Linked DNA regions of Homo sapiens: region 1 is linked to region 2. Evidence: chromatin contacts called from ENCODE Hi-C data. All regions are on one chromosome and are shown on one strand. Each heading gives the region's core, a stretch centred on a gene start or an enhancer-like site at or near the end of the contact. The rest is flanking DNA. Distances are from core to core; before and after follow the strand shown.

Evidence for each region. A loop is a pair of places that touch in the nucleus more often than their neighbours do. Pooled maps may share reads with other maps.
Region 1: a loop to region 2 is called in a map of naive thymus-derived CD4-positive, alpha-beta T cell, with 5 times the contacts of the local background. The contact joins two enhancer-like sites. A Hi-C loop is called at or near these places in 3 of 168 maps with a recorded cell type or tissue (endothelial cell of hepatic sinusoid and naive thymus-derived CD4-positive, alpha-beta T cell), 9 of 37 single-sample maps with no recorded cell type and 9 of 50 pooled maps.

The regions. Positions count from the first base shown.
Region 1 is chr11:104,875,219-104,877,918 of GRCh38, forward strand. It overlaps LOC107984380 (a long non-coding RNA gene), which reads left to right. Exons shown (of 3, transcript XR_007062985.1): 3 at 57-350. Among named protein-coding and RNA genes, the nearest start is that of CASP4, 92 kb to the right of the region's middle. RefSeq lists a silencer at 2,018-2,107. Within about 2 kb of position 1,258, at least 3 of the 41 ENCODE cell types and tissues checked have a DNase peak (open chromatin) inside an H3K27ac peak, as active enhancers do.
Region 2 is chr11:104,797,520-104,800,219 of GRCh38, forward strand. No RefSeq gene overlaps it. Among named protein-coding and RNA genes, the nearest start is that of CASP4, 170 kb to the right of the region's middle. Within about 2 kb of position 1,317, at least 2 of the 41 ENCODE cell types and tissues checked have a DNase peak (open chromatin) inside an H3K27ac peak, as active enhancers do.

The DNA.
Region 1 (2,700 bases), core at 8-2,507, 78 kb after region 2:
TTACAATTTGTGACAAGTACATTGAAGGATTTTTTAAAATCTCATTTTTATGCCAGTAAATAACAGGATATCCAGTTTAGACTGAGGATCAGAGAAGTCCTCTCTGAGGAAGTGCCTCTTAAGATGATGGCTGAAGAAGGCATATGAGTTAGCCCAATGGACAATGAAAGGAAAATTACTGTATTACAAGCAGAAAAAAACAACATGTGAATGCCTGGAGGCCCTGAGGCCCTTAGGTGAGAAACTGCTTGTCTGCATGTGGTTCAGAGAAAACAAATTATATAAAACGAAGTTAGCAGCGTCGGAAAGGTTTGTTAAGGATTTTTTGTTTTAAGATTTTGTAAGACCACTCAGGCTATTGTTTCGAGAATGAATCAGAGGCAGGAGTAGGGTTGGCGAGGATGCAAAAGAGATGGGGATATCTAATATTACTTTAGCAGACTCTCTCCTTTCTGTCACTTGTTATCCTGTGAAGATATCACTTGCTGCCCAATGAATAAAAATTAGGAAAATTGGTCTCCTGTTTTCTCATGCTCAGGGAACATCTTCTTTTCTGTACTTTTCTTCAGACAGGGAAGATCAGTGAAGTAATAAGAAATACACATATTGGTCTCTAACCCCAGTCCCTAGCACAGAACTCCTAAAACTATTGCAATTTTCTGAGCAATAGAGGTGCTAAAAGAATCTTTTGTTCTAATGTTTAGTCTCTGCCCTGATTCCTGAGACAAAGCTCCTAGTAACATTGTAGATAAAGGTGGTAGGTTAATTGTTTGTTCTAATATTTGGTCTTTGATGTAGGGTCTTGGCACAGAGGTCCTAAATCCTTTTGAATTTCCTGGGTAATAGAAGTATCTTTGGTTGTAATGAGGTGACTTGGTGGGTTTTAGGATGGGGCTGGTCACCAGAAAGACTAAACCGTGGTTATATGCTTGGAGCTCTCATCCCCACCCCCCATTCCTCAAAGAGAAGAGAAGGGCTGCAAATGGAGTTTATAATCAGTCATGGCTACATGATGAAGCCTCCCTAAAAATCTTTGAACTATGGGGTTCAGGAGCTTCTGAGTTGGTGAACACATCTGAGTGCTGGGAGGATGGTGCACCTCAACTCCATAGGGACAGAAGCTATCCTTCCAGACCTCACCCTATGTACCTCTTCCTCTGGCTGTTCATCTGTATCCTTGGTTATATCCATGATTAATAAGCCAGTAATTCTAAGTAAACTGTTTCTCTGACTTCTGTGAGCCACTAATGCAAAACATGATTTATAGCTGGTTAAGAGGAAGTATTGTTGATAACCTACTACTTGCAATTGGCCTTTGAAGTGGGGGAAATTTTTATGGTAATAAGCCTTTAACTTGTGGGATCTGACACCATATTAGTCCATTCTCATGTTGCTAATAAAGACATACCCAAGACTGGGTAATTTATAAAGGAAAGAGGTTTAATTGACTCACAGTTTAGCATCTCTGGGGAGACCTCAGACAACTTACAATCCTGGCAGACAGGGAAGCAAACATGTGTTTTTTCACATGGCAGCAGGAGAGAGAATGAGAACCAAGTGAAGGGAGAAGCCCCTTATAAACCATCAGATCTCATGAGAACTTACTATCACAAGAATAGCATGGGTAAAATAGCCCCCATGATTCAATTACCTCCCATCAGGTTTCTCGCAGGACATATGGAAATTATGGGAACTACAATTCAAGATGAGATTTGCATGGGAACACAGCCAAACCATATCAGACACTATCCAGATCCCATTATCTATCTAGATAGTGTCAGAATTAAATTGAATTATAGGAAACCCAGCTAGTGTCTGCCGGAGAATTATTTGGTGTGTGGGGCAAGACTCCCATACATCTAGTGTCAGAAATGTGGAGGTGAGTGATTGGTTGAGTGCATGAGACTAGAAATAAACAATATGATTTTTTCTTAAATCTCAGAAGGCCAACACTTTGCTTTTCTAGTTCTGAAATAATCAGAAAATAGGAGTGTCATTTTGCTGAGAATTGCCGTTTCAGACCAAAAATACACTGAACTTCAGAAAAAGATTAAGCAGTTCTGAGAATCAAGGGCTATGAAAGTAAAACGAAAATAAGACAGAGAGGAAGGAAAAAAGTGTGACTTCCTATTCTCATGCCTCAGTGTGTGTGTGTGGGGGGGGTGGGGTGGGAGTGTATGTGCGTGCTCATATATGCACTAGTTTAAGAATCTAGTATGTTTCAATTAATTTTAATTTTCAGTTTGTCTTCAAAATCCATGTCTTCTTCCAGAGGTCCACTTTCAATAACAAAAACACTTCTACTTGCCTTTCTTTAGAAACTTAAACTATCATAAAAGTCATTTCTCTTTTCCTTCTTGAATTATTCAAAGTCTGGTGCCTTAGACTTTCTTCTTCTGCCCAGACTATGCTCACACTGATGAAACCTGGGGAATCTATTCCTTTGGGTTGGGGAATATTCCCTATTCTCTCCAACAGTAAACATAAAAGATGAATTTCTTCCTAAATTACTTAAGGGCAGACACACCAGTTCTAAGTATATTACATTTTCTCTAAAGCACACATAGTTTAGTCTCATTAAGGAATATAAATTTATCCCATCAATTAGACTTTGACCTGACTTGAAAAATGATAGCCTTAGTATTATGATGCTGAGAAGCATTTGCCTCCTTCCCAAGTCTTCTTTCAATACAGAAAGAC
Region 2 (2,700 bases), core at 67-2,566:
TGGTTACACCCTATATAAATGAAGCAGTGGGCCATGACCAGTCTGATTGGTTGTGGGAGGGGGCCAATCAGAGGCTGAAGTAAAGTTACAAAATTATACATGAAGACTGGTTGGGGGAGGGGACCAATCAGAGATACTTTCCATTTTTTATTTGGGCAAGGGAGTAGCGTCTGATCCTTTTGTTACTTGGATGTGGAGAGGTGGGGTTTTCCTTCTGATTCAGTTCTAGGAGGTCAGCTCAGTGTTAGGTTCCCTGACTCCAGACCCTATTGTCCTGCCTCACTGGTTCTGGAAAATTTCAATATGTTACCTATATATGGCATATTAATTTTGAAAAAAAAATCAGAGAATTAACATGCCCAGTGCATGTGAACCACAATCAGTGTTGGCTGACCCTGAACATCATATTGGTACAGCAGAAAGTGCCAAACATATTTAAAGACCTGAATAAGGCCACGATAAAGGAGTATGGTGACTTAGCGAAGGAGCTGAGAAGTAGACTGAGTTAGGGTAGATTAAGGTATTTAAGAATCATGCAATGCTGCATGATTTGAAGATTATGGGTCAAGGAGTTTCTGCTGATAATGAGGCTGCAGTAGTCTATGAATTGCAAAATTCTGCTGTTTCTGACTTCACGCCACTGGGGAAATGATTGACAAAAAGTAAGAACATCATAAATCTTGGTAAGAAGCTTGAATTTAGTGAGATGTCTAGAAATATGCTGATGAAATGTTGTCAACACATAGTGAATTGCTTACTATGAAGAAAGACATTCTACTTGATGCTTATCATTGGCCTAAGAAAGAAAAAGAAAGCCATAGCTGTATGTCATGTCTTTAAAAGAAACTACATTATTCAGAGCAATACGTACTGCTGAAATTGATCATAACATGAGCACTTGAAAATATCCACTTTTCAAAAAGCAATTGTAAATGTAGGTAGCTTTTGTAATTGATCTTAAGCATAAATAATGCAAGCTGATAATCATTTTTAGTTTATTCATGTTTTTTTTTTCTTCAGAAAACCCACTTCTGTTATTTTAAGTGCCAAATGAGAATAATGTCCACCGTGCATTTTGATTTGACCTTGTACACTCTTTGGACAGTTTTAACCTCTCTTTTATCAATGCACTCCCAAGACTTCAGTGAACAGCAGGAAAAACCTACTTCCATCTACCTTCCCCCATCCCAAAGTTTATCAAGTTTTTCAAAGATTATAGATTGGTATGACACATTAAGCAGCCTGGGGCTTTTGTGAGTTTAATTTAGTTAGTTAACTGAAACTAGATTCAACAGCACCTTGGACTACAGGATATGGAGATGACAAAAATTTCTTCATTTAAAGCATAGAAAGTAATCCATAGACTTGGGTATTAGGCACATGGAGCACAATTTCTATGTCTGAAAAAAGATTTTAGTTACTTAACCTCTTTAGTAGGTAAACAACCCCAAATAGAGGAGAAACGAAGTTCTGTATTTTCATTCCTCTTTCATTTTCTTTCAGTTTCATTTCTTCTACTGTTTTCTATAGCACATGCTTGGTAATAATTCTATGGTTAAAAAATATAAAGACATGATTTTGGCAATCATTTTGCAGTGTATATGTTTATCAAAACATTATGTTGTATACTTTCAATATATAGAATTTTTATTTGTTAATGGTATTTCAATTAAGCAGGGAAAATATTTTACACAAAAATAAAAGAAACAAGTAACTGAAGTGTGTGTGTGTGTGTGTGTGTGTGTGTGTGTGTGTGTGTATCTATGAAGATGTATTGAGGTCAGAAGAAGTAATAAACATTTCTCTAGAGATCCTGGTGTTCTAGCTAAATGTAGTAACTGATGAAATTTTGAGTTGCTCTTCTTTGCAGAAGGTGAGAATGCATTTTGGTTTCATAAAGCATAGTGTATTACATTAGGACAGGGTTGCTTTATTTCATTTTCATTTTTGAAGTGGAACTATGTGAAAAGGTTTTGTATACTAGAGAGCCAAAAATAACAAATGCTTGGCAGACAAATAGGTATATGGTGGTGGTCACTTATCATGTCCTCTATGACAAGCATCCAGTTCCCATTTTATGGATGGACAATTTCTTACTTGGAGCGTCAGTGGAGATACAGACTGCTTTCTACCATGCAAGCTGAAAATGCCAGATACCAGTTTTCTCAGGGCATGACATGAAATACTGGTTTTCTTAAACTGATTCACCAACTCTGGGCTTGAAATTGGGAGACAAGAGCAAAGAACCCATTCTGCCAGTGTGCAGCATTAGTTGCAGGGACAAATCCCAGAGGCGGCATAGCACAGTGTCCAGTGTTCAGTATTGCTAGCGGCAATTTAAACAGGTTGCTTATGTTCTGTGGAAACTGTAGCAGTCTCTTCATTGGACTAATGTTACTGAGTTTGACTGTGGTCCTATCTGATGACTGTCCTACTTTGTTCCTGCCCAATTTTCCAGGCATGATTCCCTAGCCTTCCTGAAATTTCCTGAGTTATTCAATACACTTTGATAAATATATATTTTCTTTGATAAATATATATTTGATAAATACATGCCTGGGCCAATATCTATAGCTAATAAATAGGAATAATGACAGATTCTGGGTCCTAAAAAGTGGCCTAAAATCTATGAATAGACAATAAATGTGCACTATCAGAGAACTTTCAAAAATAGGAGACTAAATATCTGATCTGTAGTTA